Regions from separate parts of the Homo sapiens genome. Here region 2 is linked to region 1. The links are chromatin loops, found by intact Hi-C in ENCODE. Cell type or tissue: endothelial cell of umbilical vein. All regions are shown on one strand. Links, peaks and the distances in the headings refer to the core of each region. The heading gives the core; the rest is flanking DNA.

What was found. Peaks named below come from ENCODE experiments on the same cell type or tissue, not always from the same donor. Only the 100,000 strongest peaks of a DNase experiment are listed, where the experiment ranks them.
Region 2: a loop joins it to region 1, with 4 times the contacts of the local background. A loop is called at or near these places in 2 of 110 quality-filtered maps.

The regions. Positions count from the first base shown.
Region 1 is chr18:2,406,548-2,417,576 of GRCh38, forward strand. No RefSeq gene overlaps it. Among named protein-coding and RNA genes, the nearest start is that of METTL4, 160 kb to the right of the region's middle. RefSeq lists a silencer at 6,549-6,749. In endothelial cell of umbilical vein, for the core only: no CTCF peak of the experiment used is centred there; a DNase peak (open chromatin) is centred at 5,074.
Region 2 is chr18:2,350,103-2,361,131 of GRCh38, forward strand. LOC105371961 (a long non-coding RNA gene) reads left to right here and starts at 478. Exons shown (of 4, transcript XR_935097.4): 1 at 478-699; 2 at 1,122-1,327. RefSeq lists an enhancer at 483-1,682. In endothelial cell of umbilical vein, for the core only: no CTCF peak of the experiment used is centred there; no DNase peak of the experiment used is centred there.

The DNA of each region.
Region 1 (11,029 bases), core at 1,389-9,388:
AGGTATTTAACTCCTAAACCCATGAAGAGATTCTCTTGTTATTTTTATAACAACATTTATTACCCATTGTGTATAACCATATAGGTTCAGTCATCAGTAATGGGTAATGGCATGAATTGCCAGAAAAAAAGGCCAGCCTGGCCTCTAGCCTAGTCCAAACTTCTGTTTTCTTAGACTGTGAGTTGCTGGGCTGATTTACAGAACTTTGATGGCTTGTTTATTTTCACTTCAGGGTTTTGAAACTTCCTGGTAAAGTTCCCAGAGACATAAGATGCCCTGTGACTGAGCTACTTTGATAGTCCGTTAGTTTTGTTCTTTATGTATGACATATCTCAACTAAAAGAGCCACTTCTTGGTGCTTAATAACGCAACCAGCAGGATGATATCAACTTTGTTTTTATTTTCTGCAAATCAGTTATTTCATGGGAAAGAATTTATTTCACCATTTAGGTACTTTTATTGACAGCTGTAAAAAATACTTTAATATCCTGCCCAGGGAATCTTCCTACACTGTCATATTTCCATTTAACTTAAATGTAAGTTTAAACAGGGACTTGACTCACAGAGTTACCTGCTCTGTTCAAAAGAACTCAATATAACCGAGATATTCTGATTCTTTTTTACAAGAGAAATGAATAAGACAAACACACAATAAATGAACATTTCTGACACAAATGCTACTCTGCTCACTGTATTTTTTACCTCTTTTCTATTCTTTTTTTGCTGCCATTAAAGACAGAATCTGTTCTTTTAATTTATGAATTCATTGCATCCGTTTTCATACCAGAGTCAGCCTTCAGACTTAAACTCTGTAGTTATACTTCTCCAGAGTCTCCAATAGTCTCTCAGTGTATGTTTCACTTATTTTTTTATTATCATCCCTAAAAAAGACATCCACTCATGTTTTACTGGAAGTTAGTAACAGTGTTAAGGTCCTTTATACTTTTGGTATTTCAGTAAGAAGACTCTCTATTAATTCCCAATTAACTCGCTGACTGCCTTTTGCCACCCGCCAGATTTTCTTTTTTTTTTTTTTTTTGAGACCGAGTTTCACTCTTGTTGCCCAGGCTGGAGTGCGGTGGCATGATTTTGGCTCACTGCAACCTTCGCCTCCCTGGTTCAAGTGATTCTGCTGCCTCAGCCTCGCACGTAGCAGGGATTATAGGCGCCCGCCACCACGCCTGGCTAATTATTTGTATTTAAAGCAGAGATGGGGTTTCACCATGTTGGCCAGGCTGGTCTTGAACTCCTGACCTCAGGTGATCCACCCACCTTGGCCTCCCAAAGTGCTGGGATTACAGGCGTGAGCCACCTCACCTGGCCACCACCCACCAAAGTTTCTATGCCTTGCCTATTCAGTTTAAAATAAAGAAGTATTTGACCTCTGCTCATGCATGAAAAGATCAGAATTTATAATTTCTGACTGACCTTCAAATTTATTCCAATGTTAACTTTCAGCAAGAGGAACAAAGTAGTTGAAAAATAAATATTTCTTATAACAGCAAATCTGCTATAGGTGCTCAAAAGGCAAAAAAAAAAAAAATCTGTAAAGCACAGAACCACTTGCAAATGGCAAAAACCACAATGTTTGTTCTTTTAAGGAGAATCACATTATCAGTGAAGAATATCAATCACATTTGCTACAAAAGCATTTAAAATATTTTCTCAGTTTGATATCCCAGTTCTCAAATTACGTTCCAAAAACTGAAACAATTCTGATATGTTTACATGCCATTAAATGAACTAATGATTTATTCTCTACTAAAATATTAACCAATATAGCTAATCCTAATGGAATAAACTATAATAAATTTTAAAATTTACAATCTATCTGCCCTAATAATTTTTGGCCCATGCATAATGTAGGCATTTAAACCAGGTATTCTGATTATTTGCTATGTTGCCTGTCTCCTTCTCCAAGCCTTCTCGTGAATAATCACTCTCTCCACCCCCGTGAATATTCTTTGTGCATTTACTAAATCAGAACAGCAGAGCATAGTGCCTAATTGCTTTTTCATTTTCTTGCTATTATTCTTTTTTCCTTAACTCAGATACAGGCTTCTTGAAGACATGGTATATACCTTTAAAGCCTTTTCTGATATCCCAATCATTAACCAAAAAAAAAATTAAAAAATCATCTACAGAAGCCACACTTGCCTTCATTACAGAATTACCCAACCCCTAATGGCTCTCCTCAGGAAGCTCTGCACCTGTGGTTAAAGAGTTCTGTCTCTGTTAGAAATCTTTTTATTGCAAATGGGGGAAGAACATCTCCAACTAGTTTAAACAAAAAAGTATTTTCTACTCATGTAAAAGTCCACACGATGTCGTGACTTCAGATACAGCTTTCTTCAGGACTCAGGTGATATCCCCTCTTTTCTTCACTTTCTTTGAGTTGACTTCATTCTCAGGCTCCCTGCAGTGATTCTTGCAACTTGGGATTCCCAGATCCACCACACACAGTCCAGTGCCGGAAGGAGAGGCCAACAAAAGCTCAAAAAAAGTCTTTGGCTAAGTCCTCTTGGTTGAGACTGGCCAGGTTGGCAGGTGCTGATAGCTTAGCTTGGGGAAAGCCTCCAGCTCTGGAGCCCAGGGCTCCAGACTCAAAACTTGCAGGCTAAGAGGGAAGACAGAGTGGCTTCCAGGAAAAACTGTGGTCAGAGAACAAGAACAAGGAGGGAAAAGACCAGTCCATAGCCACTTGTAGTATCGCATCCCCTTGTGACTTTTAGATGCCCAATAGCAGTATTCGTCTGAGGCTTCCGTATTATGCTGCCGTGATGTTTCCTAGTGGCAAACACCTATGGGACTATCAAACAGAATCTTTGTTTGTTCTTCCAGAAACAATTTTCAAAGCAATGTAATATAAAATGTATAAATATACCAATAGTGTATCTAGACTTCCACTGACTTTCAGTGTGTTCTTCTCAAGCTCTCAATATAATAAAATTATGTGATTTTTTTCATTATCTGTTTTTTGACATTATGAACAACTATAATGCCATAAATAAAAACCTTTTGTTAATTCATAAATATTAATTTGTTGTATTGTCTTCAATTCTTTTTTTTTCTTTTTTTGATAAGAAGTCTTACTCTGTCACCCAGGCTGGAGTGCAGTGGCATTGTCTTCAATTCTTAATAGGGATTCTAAAATACTTCCTTGAGGTAACGGTTCTTTTTTTTGAGATGGAGTTTCACTCTTGTCACCCAGGCTGGAGTGCAATGGCACGATCTCGGCTCACTGGAACCTCCGCCTCCTGGGTTCAAGCGATTCTCCTGCCTCAGCCTCCCAAGTAGCTGGGATTACAGGTGCACACCGCCACACCTGGCTAATTTTTGTATTTTAGTAGCCATGTTGGCCAGGCTGGTCTCAAACTTCTGACCTCATGTGATCCCCCCACCTCAGCCTCCCAAAGTGCTGGAATTACAGGCATGAGCCACCGCGCCCGGCCCTGAGGTAATACTTCTTGACTCGTAATTTTAGTTATATTTACTTCATTTAACATGGCACTAAAAGCTCCCACACAGAGGGGAACATGTTACAGCCTGCTGTTAATGTCTCCCCTGATCCTAGACACCTTTCTTAAGAGGTCCATTCCTTTCAACACTTTCAAGCCAGGTAAACACGTTCACCAGTGTTACTGCCTTTTTCTCTATTGTAAACACTTGAGAAATATGTTAAATGTCATTCTATCATTTCCTCTTCCTCTTGCTTCCCTTTAAATGTTTTGGTAGAAAATACTTTTCCCAGAAATATAACTGAGTTTATTCATCTTTAAAACCGTATCTTTGCATACTATAGAATATTTTTAGGCAATGCCAAGGATTTTTTGTTTTTTTGCCTCTCATCAATTTCTTCTCACATTTACTCTTTTTCATAAAGTTGACTTCTTTTTCATTCAAACTTCTGTCAGATTTCTACTTGTTCTCTCTTCTTTCCCTTAAGACTTGTTTAGTACCTTCTAAAAGATGCCTTCTCCAAACAATTTTTCAGAAGACTAAGATGCTGCTTAAACCTAAAACCACAGTCTTAAAATTATTTTTATTTTTCATCCACATGCAAATTGAAAGACGTGGAGTCATGAAATAAAATATTCTTAAGCTTATTAATATTTTATGTTTACATATACATATGCGGTGAGTCCCAAAATAGTATTTTAAAGTGCTGGATGTTTTTGCCTATTGATTTTAATTAAGTGTACTTTAGGTTGTCTGGATTGCAAGTAAGACAGAAAGGAAAATAGATGAAAAAAATCACAAGCAAGCTTTTTATTCCAGTTCTTGGGGAAAAAACTAATAAGCCACCTCCACAGTGAATTTCTAGTGAGTCATTAACCAGGGATTTGTTGCCTTGGTTACTGAGCCAGGTAGAGATTCCAGTAAAAAAGCAATGTGACCTATAGCTCAAGAAACTGAAGAAGTGAAATTTCTGCATGATGATATTTGCAGTTACTACAGAAAGAAATGAAAAGAGTAAAAAGTATATGTTAAAAGGGAAAAAAAGATTACTTCGATTTTTGACCCCATGTCAAAGATGTTTACAACCACACAACACACACTTTTAAGAATAACATTTCAGTGTTTGTTTCCTTGTGAAATATTACAAGACATAAACCATTTCCAATATATGAGACCTGTCCCACCCTAGAAAACAAAGCACTTGACTCGTCAGTGGTGAATGGACGACATTCCTTTGGTAGAGAATATTGCAGTAACATACATTTACAAGATAAGCATTCAGAAAGCAGAATAATTGGATAGATTTTCCAGGCAACCTATCTCTGTGGCTTTTCCATCACACCGTATCAAAAATTTAAATTACCTGAAGATTGGTACCAAATCTAGAAGCAAAGCAATAACAAAAGGAAGAATTCGAAAGCAAGACTTCAAGCATCATCCTCATCTTTGGCTGTAACTGGCTTTTTCACTAAACTCAGAATCATACTGAAGATATTGATGGTCTACTAACCAACCTCCAGAGATGGCAGAGATTACAATATCTGTGATGATTCATTTTGTTCTGTTTCTCTGGAGAACCCTGACTAATACATTATCCAAGTCCTACTTCCTGCTCTTTTCTGCCAATACTCCAAGCCACACCAGTTTACACTAAAACCAAAATCCAATGGTAGAAAGTAAAAGACTGGCAAAGTCACCACTATCTTATGGATGAGAATAGGACATTTAATAAGAAACCACAAAAATCATAAATTTTGCCAACAACCAAGGCCATGACATAGGCAATAGGACAGCTTCTGTGAAACTGCATGAGCCTCAATTTCCTCCAGGAAATTGCCCAGGAGTAATCATATCCCCTCCAGAAGATAGATTCTTACCAAACTCAAATGAGGTAATACATATGAAGCTCTGGTTAGATAAAAATTGGTATCTTTTCTTTTCTCTTGTTTCCCATCTGGATCTCTTTTACCTCCATTTTTATTTAAAAGATCTGGTTTCCTAAAAGGTTTAAACTTAGAACTCTAAAATTTAAAACATTTTCCATGTACATTCTGGAAGGGCTATTTTTTTCGCTAAGTGCAGTGTCACTATTGACTATTGGTCTGCAACCCTCCTTCAACACATACAAACAAATACTTTGAAACAAAACTGGAAATAAAGGATAAAAGGGAAACAAAACTGGAAATAAAGGATAAAAGGGTAGACAGTGTTGGATCAAGGTGTAAATTCCTAAAACATTTACGTTGTTTAATCCATGCCCAAACTTGAATGCATCATGTAGGGCTCACAGTAGATCTTACAGCCCAGACATGAAGCATTCATGATCAAAATATATTCTCAACCATAAATTACCCTGGGCTTACAATCGTCCCACCATCCTCCTATGTTTAATTGCAGGATTTCTTTCACCATCATTAATCCAATTTGGGAAAGGCTTAAAGTACTCTATTCGAGCTAAGCACCGACTGAGTTAAATGAGATGAATGTTTGGCATCTGTGGTTTATTGCAAATTCAACAGAGGGTGATGAGATTTGCTTTATTCCCAGTCTGGCTTTATTGAGGCTTCTCTTTTTATGAAAGTAATGGGCTTTCTGCCTTTATTTCCTGTCAAAGTTCTTTAATGCTTATTACTTGATATTTATTTGTCCTTTAGCTTTCAGAGGTGGCCAGCTCCTAAGATGTTTAAATATACTGCACAGAATTTGAATTTTCTGGGATTTTTTTCTTTTTTCTATTTTTCAAAAAGGTTAGTTCTTCGTAAGAATTATTTTACTGTTAGTGATAACAAAATGGTAAAAATACTTCTGGGGCTTTTAACTCTGCTTAGTAAAACTATCTTTTTTGTACTTTCTTCATGATTCAAATACCACATTATATTTACTATATATGGGATGATCTTTAGATATTAGCCAATACAATTAAAGACATATAATAATCATATTTGAAAGTATCCATTTTACAAACAACAATTTCATTCTATGATTTTCTACATTTTCGTATAGAAGTCTGTCATAGGTAATGGACTTTTGGCCTATTTTGTGTCAGGCACTGAGGAAGTAAAACAAAAATATATGACATAGCTTCTGCTTTCAAGGGGTTTACAGTCTCCCAGAAGCGAAAAGCATATAAACAAGTCATTATTATATCATCTTGGCAGAGTTTTCCTGGAAAAACCGCCTGAGGCAGGATGAAGCTCTGAAGATTTATTTGGGACATACAATCCCAGGGAAACAAGGGGAAGGAAAACTGTAAGTAAAGCTGGAGGGATGAGAAGCAATGCAAAGTGATGCACTACTGCGCTAGCAACTGCTTCATAAGGAACTCCAAAGAGACACAGCCGATCACTTTCAGGGCATTTGCTCAGCTACTCAGATGCGTCCAGACACACTCTGCACAGAGACTCTTTGCCTAGGGGAAAAAAAAAGCCCATGGAAAAAGAGGATATTTTTCTATCTGGCCTCCTCCTATTTCCCACTGGTTAACATTGACGCTGTGGAGAGTGAATTCCCCTGACCATCATCTTGCACCAGGTGCAAGCCCTTGGGCAGTCCATGGGCAGGCAGATGTGGCATGCAGCTGGTGGCCCTGTTCAGAGGTGGCCTGTAGGGTAGGGGCTGAAGCAGATCTCATAGCTCAGGAGCTCGGAGGGAGGGTGAGCCCCAAGACTGCACAGGCACCAGATGAATCGACACAAACAGGATGGCAATGAAGAAAGATAAAAATGTTAGGAAAACCCAGACAAGGAGCAACTGAGGAAAGCTGAATCTGTGACTAAAAAAGCAAATTCATGAAATTAAGTTTTTCATTGAAAGATTATATGCATATTATATACACCTCATAAAAGCTAACATGTGGCCTGGTGGTTCTTGGAATGATCCACGTTGTTCAATTTTAAGCCCTAAGTCTGTACTAATGCCATGGCTATATTTCTCTAAGAAGAAATCTCAGCTTACCTGGGGGCAGTGGGCTCAACCAAGGCTATGGTTTAGAGGAGGAACTGATAACCCCATTGACTGCTACCATCAATCATGTCAGAAATGTCAGTCACTTTCCAATGGTGAAAATTAACACTGACCTGTTTCATTTTCTAAGACAGGTGGTGCGCCCTCTTTATCATGTCTTCCCCTTGTTCCTTTGTGATGTTTTTATTCTTTCCTAGGTAAATTCCCTCAGAAGAGAAAATAAGCAAAGTCAAAAATTCCCTCAGAAGAGAAAATAAGCAAAGTCAAATATAGAATGACAGCTAGTCTATCTAGGATTTTTGGTCTCAAGATTCTATGATTTAACATAAGCTGTAGCTTTTAAAATTCAGGTGCCCCATATGGGCTGCTGATGAGAATTCAATTTGTGACTCTACTAAGTCATTCTCTCTTACTAAGTGTGTGAAAGTGTAAGTAGATTAGAAAAAGTTTAAATAGCAAAGTCAGCTTTATTAATTCAGCACAAATGGTTTGTATACATCCTGAGCACCTATGTCTTCACCATGAAAAATACATGTCTTTTTAGATTTTTTAAACTTCTATTTTTTTCTGCAACTCATACTATCCTTATTAGGCACCTATGTGCCTAATAGAACATTGCAATGTTCTACACATTATAAGTGGTTCCAAAAGAAATGAATCTCATCCTTTATAGAGCTCACTGTCTAGTTAAGGAGACAATCTAGCATCAGAATATCAAGGATGGAAGTTACTATGGAGATTTGCTAAGGCCAAAACATTTCCCTGAAACAGTTAATAATATAACTACAGAAAATAAAAATAAGCAAAACAGACAACTGTCATAATAGTTTGAATATTTGAGAATGCCTGTTTGAGAAGTTGAAGGAGATTAATAGAAGTAGTGAGTGAGCTGCAACCTGAAGAATGCCCAGATCTTAAATGTATAAAGCAGGAAGGCAAAGGACAGCCCAGTTACAATAAAAGAGCATGCGCAAAGGAACCCAGAAAAAAATGAACCCAACAAGGTCTCAAGACAATGGGGACACAATCCAAAGCAGTGGGCAGAGCAGAGGGTGCTGGTTGGGGAAGAACAGGGAATAAAACTGGTAGGATGAGAGGGGGAAAGATTTGAAAATCCAACCCACTATGACATAGATTTTTAAACACACATTAAACCCTATAGACTAATTCTCCAGCTAACTTTTTTCAACCTTGATAACCTTCCAGAAGTCCAAACTCAAATCACTAATGGTATAGTGAATGGCAAGACCTGAAGTAGGTGCCTGAAAACAGGAAAAGCCTATATAATTCCAAGCGACAGTATGGATAACACTGCATCATCTAGACTATGCACTCCTGTGTATTTTAAGAATCCCTGGAATAATGATTTATATATTCAGAAAGCACAGATTTTAACCAGAGGTCTCCACTTTTCTTTCCCAACACACACGCATGACTTTTGGGGGGAAAAATGCCTAAGACCATTTACTAAGATGCAAAACATTCTCTCTCTCGTGGCATGGGGAAAATTGCATCTATTGACCCTTCTTCGTGTTTCTAAGGTTTTTATTAACAAAGCATGGAAATAAATTCTTTGTAACCTCAATCTGAACTTTTATTATTGGGATCTCATCTTCACATATGATGTTCTCTTAATTGCTGGAATCTAGGAGGTAATTTTAATTCTAGATTATTGTAACTTGAACATGACCCAGGTAAATTATACATACATGGTAAATCTCATGGATAGTGTTACTGAAAATCTTTAGAAAGTAGACATGTGGTTTGCAGGAGACTCATACCCACAGAAGACTTTAGACGTAATTACTGCTTTTCTGATGTTATTTGGTCTGGAATTTGATGACAAACTGAAGCCACATTCTGCTACCACCTGAAAAGATACGTTGATGGTTGGGCCTTGGCCAGGCCACTTATTGGCCTGATGACACATTGACAAATATAACCCCAAAGTGAGTGTTCATGGCAAAGCAAGAATTGCCATTTGTGGTGGTGCATGGACCCTTGTGCGCTTATGTGGCCTCACCCCCAGCCTCCTGCTATCAAATACAAGGAGCCCATTGGCTCCCCACTCTCCAGGTTGACTGCTGTTTGAACACAAGAGCTGAGGGGAAGCTGAGGACCTGTACCCATTCATTTACCTGATTCCTTATGTCTTGCTTTTTTTTGCAAAGCTTCTTTGCCAATTTTGTAGTAACCCCACATGAATGGAAATGAAGCCACATCCAAGTTATCACTCTCATTAGACTTGAAAATAGGATTTGAATTTGTGTTCTTTCATAATAAATTCTACTGAGCCTTTAAGATTGTTAGCTATTTTTTGAATAATACTATTTAATTAAATAAACAGTTATTTATTTCAGCTGCTACATATCAATCACTGAGCTAGAAAATGGGAAACCCAAAGATTAATAATTAATATAGGAACTTGCGGCCTACTGGAAGGGACAGACAAATAAATGTACTTTTTAGTGATTTGCATTGAGTCCAATGGGAACTCAGAGTCACCTCGCCCAACCAGTGGAGAAGAGAGCAGAAGACCTGAGGGAGGTAGGAAGAAAAGATGATGCTTGAGTCAAGCTTTTGCATCAATAGTTGTGAGTAAATGGGGACAAAAGATATTCCTGAAGGAAAAGCATAAACTGAACAAAGGACTCAATAAACAGCATGGTGTGTGCAAAGAAGCAGAAGCCATGTGCCCACCTAATGCTTGAAATATGAGGTAGGGTAGACAGAAGATGAAGTCTTGTTTGGTCCATGATGGGCTTTGTGTTTTATCCCATCAGTGATGAGGAGTCATGGAAGGTGTTGTGTAATGTAATTAGTGTTACCACTGGACAATGAGTTACCTGGGTAGATGAGCTCAGTGACAGTTCTAGTTAGATTTCTTTTTTTAAACAATTTCGCTTTGTTGCCCAGGCTGGAGTGCACTGGCATGATCTCGGCTCACTGCAACCTCCACCTCCCGAGTTCAAGCAATTCTCGTGTCTCAGCCTCCTGAGTAGCTAGGATTACAGGCACCCACCGCCATGCCCAGCTGATTTTTTGTATTTTAGCAGAGATGGGGTTTCACCACATTGGCCAGGCTGGTCTCAAGCTCCTGAGCTCAGGCGATCTGCCCGTCTCAGCCTCCCAAACTGCTAGGATTACAGGCATGAGCCACTGTGCCCGGCCTCTAGTTAGATCATGGTAAGAAGAAAAGATTTGTGACAATCTCTGACACATTAGTACCGCAGTGTCCTTTCCAAAAGAGTTCATTTTCTTTCGTGTGTGTGTGTGTGTGTGTGTGTGTGTGTGTGTGTGTGTGTGTGTGCTGGACAGATAGACTAATCTGTATCTCATAGCCTCTGGAAAACCATCTTTAAGATTTATAAGAATTTGAATCTGAAAGTCAGCTGATTTAAAAAATAAAAACATAAAACATTTTATGATTTAAACGTTTTACAATCTGAGGCAGGTGGATCACCAGGTCAGGAGATCGAGACCATCCTGGCTAACATGGTGAAACCCCGTCTCTACTAAAAATACAAAAAATTAGCCGGGTCTGGTGGCGGGCGCCTGCAGTCCCAGCTACTCGGGAGGCTGAGGCAGGAGAATGGCGTCACCCAGG
Region 2 (11,029 bases), core at 1,054-9,053, 57 kb before region 1:
ACTGTAAATTATTTACAACAAAGCTGTACATTTAAAAAACTACAAGATCTATTTCATATAATCAATTAATGCTGAATAATAAAATTTTAATTGTATTTAACATATTGTAGTTGATAAGTATCAACTACATCTCCATTGATGATTGAACCTTAGCAATTCATTCAGTACAAAATTGGAACAAGATACTCCCTGACTTCAAGAATTTCACAATGAATTGGGATAGGCACAAGGGTCAGGTAATTATCTTAGCTCTTGCTTGGGTAGCCAGGGGTATGTAAATCAGATTAGGAGCACCAGGATTCCTTTCAAGGGAGGTGATATTGAGCAGAGATGTGATGGTAGAGTACACATTAATTAGGAAAACAGGTGGTGGGAAGTCATTCTGAGCAGAGGGAAGAACATGCGGGAAGCCATAGAGCGTCATAAGGCATGACCCTATCCCAGCGCTGCTAGAGGTTCCGTATATCTAAAGATGATGCAGGAGCCAGAACTAGGGGCTGGATAATGGAGAAGCTTGCATGCTAAACTTATTACGAACTTTATTTTGAAAGTAGTGGAACGTTATTGGACCACTTCAAAAGCGGAGTGTTACGTTCAGGCTTGAATTTTAGAAATATCTGTCTGGTAGCCATGTGCAGGTTGGTTGGAAAGGGAGGCATCAGACAGGAGACGAATGAGAAAGCTGTTGCAGTCATCTGGGTGAGAAACCAACGAGGGCCTGAATAAGATGGCGGCTGGAGACTAGCGCTGGAGAGGGGGAGCCTTCCATATCCGGCCACTTCTCTCCACAGCCGCCATTTTGGCAGAAGCCTAAGCCTTGCTCATCCCTTACTTAGGCTACATTTTCAAAAGTCAGAAAAAACTTTTTCCTGAAGAAGGGGTTTCTGAGACAAGTAGGTCAAAGAAAGGCCAGCGTGTGGGAGTGTGTGTGTGTGTGTGTGTGTGTGTGTGTGTCCTTGAGTAAAATTGCAAGCCAAAGAGGAAGGCAGCAGTATGTATTCTCTGTAGGTGAGCAGGAAGCTTGCGGCCCTACACAGTGCTGACGTAATGAGTCCGTCCTGTGCCTATTCATTCAAAACAGGATTGAGACGTCAGCTTGACAAAGCTTTCTCTCCTCGCAGGACCCCTATTTGTGACCAATTGTAAGATCATCTGAAGATCGAGTCCGATTGCCTGGCCAGGCCGGGCTGGGTGGTATGTGCCCCCGTCACGCCGGAGGTTCCTGCTTTAGCGACGCCAAAGATTGGGTGTGAGGGCAGCCCGCGGTGACAGAGACACGGATCGGACCGAGAGAAAAAGGCTGTGGGCTTCACTGAGCAGAGTGACGGTAGGAAGCTTCCACAGCGCGGAAGGGTCCCCCGCGGGTAGCCAGTGTTAGATCTTTTGATCACCTTTTAAACTCTTTAAGGCGGGAAATACCCGAGGTGGGAAGATGTTACCAGAGCAAGAAACAAAGACGATTAAGATGTCTTAGATCTTGAGGAAAACCGGCATGGTAACTTAACTTTTACCTGCTTTATGACCTTGCAGCGGCATGGCAAAGGAGACAGGATCTCACAGGACTTTACAGATTGTGTTGACAAGGAATTGGAATTGGGACATAGATAAGGTCTGCTGATCGCAGGAAAATGGGCTTTTAACATTCCTTTTAGTTTCAGGGAAGGGGCAAGGGAGAGAGGGAGCGAGGACACAGGGAAGCTTACAGCAAAAGTTTCGCTGTTTATAGCTTTCTTGGGGGAAGAAAACACATGCCCAAGTTTTGATGTTAGGAATATTATTTTAAGCACATATCTTTAATATTATTCATCCAGGACCAAAGTAAGTCCTGATGCAGGAAAGGAGTGAGTTTCACAGCTTTCTGAGCCCCTAATCAACCCAGGAAGCCCAGCTGGAACCTCCTCTCACTGTTAGGCTAGATTTTAATTACATCTAAGTGACAGTAACTTTCCTTATTCCTATTTGACCTGGTATTTTCTGGTTTCAATTTCTCTCGTTGAAAGGAACAACATTCCTAAGGCAAAATTCACAAGGCAGATATCTAATAATTTGTTTGGGTGCTGTTGAAAGAAATTAACGAAATGATCCATCGCTCCCTCAGAACTCCCACATGTGTGCACGTACACACATCCCCACACATTGGCTTTCTTCCAGTTCTTTAAATCTCAGGTTCTGAAAGAGATGCCAAATGGCTGGTACATTAATCCTGGCTTTTAAGCACCTACACACCAGGAAATGAATGTTCACAATAAAAGGCACAGTAAGGTGAGCGTCAATTCAGAACAGCAGAAGTGGAAATGTATATTCATTTGTAAATATTAGGATTTCATGGCTACATTGGCACTTGAGATCATTTCAAAGAATATCAATAATTAGAGACTGGTGGAGAATATTCCAGACACAGAGGAAAACATGCTAAGATGATGAGGAAAGACAAATTGATATGTTCGGAAAAGTGTAGGGAAGAGGGAGATGAAAAGAAATTTATAAATGGATACAAATATGTGATTTGATAGAAGAAATAAGACATAGAGTTAAAGAGATCAGTAGGGTTATTCTAGTTCACAGTCATCTATTGTATATTTCGTAATAAGTAGAAGATAATTCAAATAGTCCTAGCATAAAGAAAGGACAAATGTTTAAGGTGATGGACATCCCAAGCACACTGATTGGATCTTTACAAATTATATGAATGTATTAAATTCTCACATGGATCCCAAAATTATGTACATCTATTATGCATCAAAAAAAAATAAATTTAAAAGAAGAAAACTGTAGGGAACCCACTCTGGCTGAGGCATATAGCATGGGGAGGGACGGAGTTGAATTGTCAGAGCCATTAGGTCAAACTAGAAATTGTCAGTGAGGTATTGGTGTTTAATCCTGGCAACCACAGGAAATGATTGCCTAGTATTTAAGCAAACTGGTGATGTGAACCATGCTTCAGAATTTAGTTTTTATTCTAAAAATAGAAAAAAAAAACTCTCTAAACCTTCCGGCCACTATTTTATTTCCCCAATGAAAATGGCAGGAGTCATCTCAGGGTTTACATGGAAAAATCACTTTTAAAAATACATTTGCATATATTTTCCCATTTAGTCGTCATGGAAACTCTGAAGCAGGTACTGTCCTGGCTCTCCCTTTTACTAGATGTATGACCTTGGGCATGATACCTAAGTCAGCATTCATCTCTAGCATGGTAATAACAGTAGTACCTACTGCCTGTGTTTAATGTATAAAAGACACAATGGATGTAAAAGCACTTGGCACCATACCTACTGCATAATAAGCTTTCAATAAATATTAGATTTATAATTATCATTATTATTATTACTTTATAACAAGGAAAATGAGACAGAAAGTTAAGTGGTTTGCCCAAAGTTGCTGGGCTAGGAAGTGGCCGAGTTAAACTTGACTGCAAGCTACTGGCATGATGTTTCAAAACTGCAAATCGTATCATGCTCCCTGTGAAAGTGTAAGTAAATTATAGGTCCAATAATGGAGAACTGACTAGGTAAATTGTGCACCTCTATCATGTGGAATTCTACAAACCAATTATGGTGATGTTCAAGAATTATTTTTTCCAACATAGAAAGAGTCAAATATATTATTACATTTTTTAAAAGTTAATGTACACTAAGAGTTTTTATTAAAGATAAATAATAGAAATATCCTTTCAGGGTAGAAAATATTCTAAAAGGATGTATGCGCCGAGGCTCTCGGTAACTGAAAAAGAGTGAGAATGGATTTTTCTTATTCCTATGCTCACTCATCTGTGAGCGTAGTAATATGTGCCATGTTTGACATATCCATGTTGAACACAATTTGTCTTAAAATACATCTTTTAAACTTCCACCTTTCTCCCCTCAACCCTAAAACACACTTCCTCTTCATAGCACACCTGTCTTGGTGCCAAACACACAAAGCATTCTTTTCTAAGATGATATATCCTACCTAAGATCCTATGAGGAATAGTCCTTGGCAGAACACATGACTCGCCCATTATTTAATCGTGTTACTGTCTGTTTGTTGCAAAGGGCTAATCTTAATCATAGAAAAGTTTAATGTTCTATAGATCTTTACTGTGGGCCATGTAGAATGGTAAGAAAAAAATTTAATTTCCCACTTTCCCTTATTCTCTGTCATAACCATGGATCTAAAATTCATCCCAAATCTCAAAGACCTTGAGTTTAGTCTAATATCTTTTTTGAAATGTATGTATGTACAACATACATAACTTAAAATTTACTATCTTAACCATTTTAACTGTAAATTTCAGTGACATTCACATTGTACGACCATCATCACCATTCATCCACAGAACTCTTTTCATCTTGCAAAACTGAAACTCTGTACCAGTTAAACAATAACTCCTACCCCCTCCTCCAAGCCCCTGGCCACCACCATTCTACTTTCTGTCTCTAGGGATTTGATTACTCTAGATACTTCATATACGTGGAATCATTGCTGTGTTTGCCCTTTTGTGAATGGCTTATTTCACTTAGCATGATGGCCTCAAAGTTCGTCCGCGTTGTATGCAGCTAGAAGCCATTATCCTCAGTGAACTAACTCAGAAAAATAAATACCATGTGTTCTCATTTATAAGTAGGAGCTAAATATTGGGTACACATGGACATAAAGATAGGAACAATAAGCACTGGGGAGTACAAGAAGAGGGAGGGAGAAAGTGGGGCAAGAGTTGAAAGCCTATCTATTTGGTATTGTGCCCCCTACCTGAGTGACAGACTCATTTGTACTGCAAACCTTGGCATCACGCAATATACCTTTGTAAAAAACCTTCTTATGGACCCCCTGATTCTAAAATAAAAGTTTTTAAAAATTGATTACATTAAATTAAATTTAAATTAAAAGGACATACCATTTGACCAACATCAACAAAAAAATTTCATCCATGATGTAGCAAGTGTCAGAATTTCTTTCCTTTTTAAAGACTGAACAGTAGTCCGTTGCATGAATTTGCCACATTCTGTTTATCCTTTCATTTATTAATGATGACTTCAGTTGCTTTCATGTTTTGGCTATTGTTAATAATGCCACTATGAACATGGGTACACCAAAATCTCTTCAAGTTCCTATTTTCTATCCTTTTGGATACAATCCAGAAATGGAATTGCTGGATAACACTATTTGTTGAAAGACTGTCTTTCCCCCCACTGAATGGTCTTAACAACCTTGTTGAAAAATCATTTACTGTATATGTGAGGGTTTGTTTTTGGGCCCTCCATTTTATTCCATTGGTTTATATGTCTGTCTTTATGGCAGTACCAAACTAATTTGATTACTGTAGCTTTGTAGTAAGTTTTGAAATCAGGAAGTGTGAGACCTCCAATTTTGTTCTTCTTTTTCAAGATTGTTTTGGCTACTTGGGGTCCTTTGAGATTCCATTATGACCTTTAGGATGGATTTTTCTATTTCTTCAAAATTATCAATGGGATTTTAATAGAGACTGCATTGAATCTGTAGTTCACCTTGAATCTGTAGTTCATCACTATCTTAATAATAAATCTTCCAATTTGTGAACACTGGATGTCTTTCCTTTTATTGTCTTCTTTAACTTCTCTAACGATTTTTCTTTATTTTTCCAGCTCAGTGGCCTATAATGCCCTTTCCTAGACTTTGCCTTTTTCCTCTGTAGTGGTTTGAGGCCCTATTGACTTAATTTGACTGTGTTTGATATGCAAAAATAGGCAATTTGAACTCTTTGATACGTAATGTAAGGAGTGATGATACGTTATGGCAGAGGTCCTGGGTGTTCTGAATAGTTGGTGACATCGTTAATTTAGCTGTCTAAATTGGTGAAATAATCATTATATAATGATGAATGAAAAAATATACTACATAAGACCCCTGAAAAAGCAAATATCAGAGTTCTCCCACCCTATGTCTTTTGCCAATGGCTATAACTGTCCACTGTGAAATGTGAGTGGTCATGGAGTTGGCAGTGGGGATCATTGGAAGAACATGAGATAAGATATCATGGACATAGGTAGGGTAATGTAAAAATTTTTATAAGTTTCCTTACTTGAGCTTAAGTTTGGGTATAACCTGTTTCAATGTTTGCTAACCTTCAAAAAGTTTTCAATAAAATCCCCTGAGATTCTTACGTGCCCTAATGTTCTCTCTCCTATGTCTCCTAAGAAGTTATGAGTACAGAAGTGGGCATCCAGGAACGTATTTGACAAGGGATTTGAAACTGAGGGCCAGGACGCAATAGCCCATTAATGCACGAGAACATCTGGTGCTCCGTGAGATATTCTAGTGATAACAACAGCAAAAAAGCTCTATTCTCGTGAGAACGATCTGAATCGATCTGATTCTTGATCTCTGACATTGTAATTTGAAATTACAGAAGTATTCAGGCCCTCAGGAGCGGTAACTAAAATGGAGAAGCTGCGCTGAAAGGTGCCGTGGGCAAGTCAAAATTAAAAGTAAGTTGAGTTACACAGTAGTAGAAATTGCTACTGTACTAGCATAGTATCTCATAGCAGTAGTCAGTACTAGTCAGGATGAAGAGCAGGAATCAGAGCTGTTAGGCAGAAGACACTATCGCTAAAGGAGCCACTCAAAAGCTAATCCAGTCGTGCCACTCACCAACTTAAAGTTAAACCTCCTTTGGGGTCCATCATGATCTGCCCCCATCTTTTACCTCCATCTCACAACTCCCACCGCTCACTCCTGTTGTCTTTCAGCCCCAGTGATCCCCCATGCTGAACTATAGTGGTCCCCTGCAATCCACTTTTGCTTTACAGGCTTCAGTTTCCCACGATCAACCACAATCTGAAAATATTAAGTGGAAAATTCCAGAAATAAACAATTCCTAAGTTTTAAATTGCACATCGTCCTGAGTAGCATAATGAATTCTCATGCCATCCCACTGCATCCCACCTGGGACGGGAATTATCCCTGTGTCGGTGTCTCCATGCTGCCTCAGGTCCCCACCCATTTATTACTCAGCAGCCAACTCAGTGATCAGATCAACCGTTGCAGTATTGCAGTGCGCATGCTCATGTAAACCTCATTTGACTTAATAATGGCCCCAAAGCACAAGAGTAGCAATGCTGGCATATTGTTATAATTGTTCTATTTCATTACTGTTGTTTTTAATCTCTCACTGTGCCTAATTTATAAATTAAACTTTATCATAAATATGTATGTATAGGAAAAAAGCATAGTATATATAGAGTTCGATATTATCCATGGTTTCAGGCATCCACTGGGGGTCTTGGAATGTATCCCTGTGGGTAAGGGGGGACTATGTACTTGTGGTTTCTGAAACAGATCACGTGCTCTCTCAGCTCTTGGCCAGAGGACATGCTGTGTCCTGTCTACCCAACACCCATCTCTGTCTGCCTGCCTCATCTAGTTCATCACTCCTACTTATCTCTCAGGGTTTAAGACTATGTCTAGACTAGGAACCTTTCCTTTGGGCTTCATTTGTGCTTTGTCAGTTTCTTTATTTGCCACTCCTGCAGTGAACTGCAAGCTCCTTGAGGAGCAGTTGTCCTTTATGCCCAGGCTTAGCCAGGCACCTGGCACATAGCAGTCAGGCAGGAAAATAGGGTCTGGAGGCAGGGAACATATGGCCGACTCACACTTCAGCTATGACAGGAAATATCCTCTCCATAAGGCATGCACCAAGTAACTATTGAAAACCTCTAGAGGGCATTTAAACCCCCAAAAATTCTGTTTACGGGGCCCTTGAGCCCCTATGCTCGGGCCCGCTCCCACACTGTGGAGTGTACTTTCATTTTCAATAAATTTCTTCATTCCTTCCTTGCCTTGTTTGTGCGTTTTATCCAATTATTTGTTCAAGACGCCAGGAACCTGGACACCCTCCACCGGTAACAGTAGGAGCTCAGTATTTGTTTTACTAAAAGTCATACCCTCAGGTTAAATTTTATAAGAAAATCCAATTATATGCAGCATACAAAAAAATGGAAATATAGTGGTAAAATTGTGAAATGAAGTACAATTCAAGAAGAAATAATGAAACAAGTCAGAGAATCACTTTGACGAAATGATGCAACTCATAAGAAGGCAATGTCTCCACTAGGTGATACTTCCTCCAGGAGCTCTCCTCTCTCCATCCAACCTGGTTTAGGTTTCTGCCTAACCCCCTCACCTTTCTTGCAACCCTCTCAACTGACATCATTTGTCTTGGTGGGGTTCCCCACAACTCTGTAGTTCTTCTAGAGGAGTGACTGTGTCTTTTTACCTTTTTATCTCCAGCATTTGATAAATGGTGAATGGATGAATGAGACAGAGGCATGAATCTTTTGCAAAAAATAACATGACATCAAAATATATAGCAAAAAAACTATAACAAGTGAAAGTAGAAATGACAGTTATACAATCATGAGATATTTTAACACACTACTATCCATCTTTGAAAAATCAATTGAATAAAAAATAAATAAGGGCAAGGAAGAATTGAACTATATAACAAAGTTACATTAATAAATACTGAACTTTGTAACCCAGATATAGAAAATGCTTCCATAAATCAGATGTTTACAAAAATAGACCATGACCAGCCCACAGAGAAAACTTCAATTTACTGCACAAAGCACAAATTATGTAGAACAAGTTCCTGAAGGAAATACAAAAACAAAAAAGAAAGAAAAAGGAAAGAGAGATATAGCAGAAGCCACTTAGCAATTTAGAAAGCTTTACCAATGGTCCTATAAAGGTTGACATTATTTGAAGCAATAATACCCTTTCCAGAGATCCAGCTCAAGGAAATGATCTCAATTCCATCCTCAGATTTCTATGTACAAATATTATTTTATAACATTTTTATAATAGAAAAGAATAAGAATTCCTTAAATGTCTAACATTAGAAAAATAGTAAATTATAGTGTGTATATCTAATGCAATATTATGAAGCCATTAAAATTATGTTTATAAAGATTTTAGCAGCATGAAAATATTTCTGTTTCAGTCAGGTTGCTATATAACAAATCACTCCAAAACCTAATGCCTTGAAACTATAACAGTTTATTATTTCTCCCAGTCCTATGGGTTGACTGTGTGACTCTCCTGTTTTGCATGATTTTGGCTACAATTTTGGGATGTCTGGAAGGTCCAAAATGGCCACCCTCATGTGCCTGGACCTGGGTTATCTTCCATGAGCCTTTCCATGTGGCTTCTTACACTCCCTGGAAGAATGGGGACTAGAACACAAGAAGAACTGTTCTAAGCAGCAAAGGCAGAAGCCATTGATCTCTTAAGGCCTAGTCTCAGAAATTACACAGCATCACTTCGGCTGCTGTGTTTTATTCATCAAATTAAATCCCAGGGCCAACCTTGTTTCAAGGGAGGGGAAAAGAGATTGCTTCTCAATGGAAGTGTTAAAGCAAACTAAATATGGCCTGAGAAGGACTTGGTACTTCTATATTTGAGTCCTTGTGGATGAACTGCAACCTAACTTAATAGGTAGACAAGATTGAAAACCTAATTTAGGAGTATGCCCTGTAACAATCCCTTAGTCAGCGCCAATCCTAGCAACCATACTTCAACCAGTCATACACTGCTGAGTGTTCAAACTCTGTTCAAATAAGGCAGACGCCAAGCTGTAACCAATCCAGCTGTTTCTGTACCTCACTTCTGATTTGTGTGCGTCACTTTACCTTTTTTGTCTATAAATTTGTTCTGACCATGAGACACCCCTGGAGTCTTTCTGAATCTGCTGCGATTCTGGGGGCTGCCTGATTTCGCAAATCATTCACTGCTCAATTAAACTCCTTTAAATTTAATTTGGCTGAAGATTTTCTTTTAATAAAAGGATTGGCAAAGGATCTTTAATCCGTCATAATAATATAACATTAAGTGAAAAAATCCTATTTTTTCACTTAATTTTAAATATATACATATGTAAATATAAACTCAAGTCTAATTTGTAACATTACATGTATTTTTATATTTCCTATGAATAAAAATGTATATTATACATAGATTTATATTTTCCGTATGAACTTTAAAAGACCAAAGGGCAAAATGCTAACAAGGATTATCTCCGGATAGTGAAAGAGGCCTAATTATAATTTTATTCTTTAAAGGTTTCTGTTTGTTCCAAAGTTATGGAAATGTATTACTTTTAAATTGGAGCATAAATGTTATTTTAAATATATTTTATTCCCATATAGAAACATTTAAAGCAATTTCCTACAAAAGGCTAGAAGCGCTAAAGGAAATTGAATCAGAAGTGGATGAAAACCAACATCAGATTGAAAAGCAAACAAAATACAAAAAAGATAGTTCCAGATAGCACCTGTATAATTCTCTTCTTGACTGTACAGAATATTAAGCATTTGAATCATCAAACATTTCATAGCAGATTTATGATGGTATTGAACAAATGTATAAATGATTTTCCCCTTTCATTATACTTATAGTACATATTGAATATTTTTCTGCCTCCAAAAAGGAAAAAAAAAGAAACAAACATTCCTGTTTTTTGTGTATGGATCTAAGCTAAGATAAAGGGATGCAGCAGAAACCTTGAGGCAGGGAATAATAAAAATTGACATTTTTTTCATGTATTATACTAAACCCTAGAATAAAATAGAGGTGCTTTAAAAATAGTTTTACTGTTGTTTCTCTTGACCCTATGATTTTATAAAGTTAAAATAATGAGTGTTTTTTTTAAACAAAGGCAACACGCAATTTTAATGCAGCATCATAAATTATTGCATGGTTTTGATGGCAACTTTAGGTAACATAGAAACACTAAGGAAGAAAGAAACATGCATTCCTCTTATACGGATAGAAGTTATTTTCAAGGACACAGATCTGCTGTCTTAATAGTTTGCCTAGCCTTTCCAGAACTGTCAGGAGAGCCCAGTTTTTATCTTTGCATCCTCACTTCTTGGCTTACATCAAAAATTATATACTCCAGGAAAGAATTTTCTCTCCCTCCCAGAAATTGTCAAAGATTCCATAAGCCAACACAATTTCAGAAGAAAGAGAAATATTAGAAAAGCATTAGCCAAAAAAAGTGTGTACATGTACT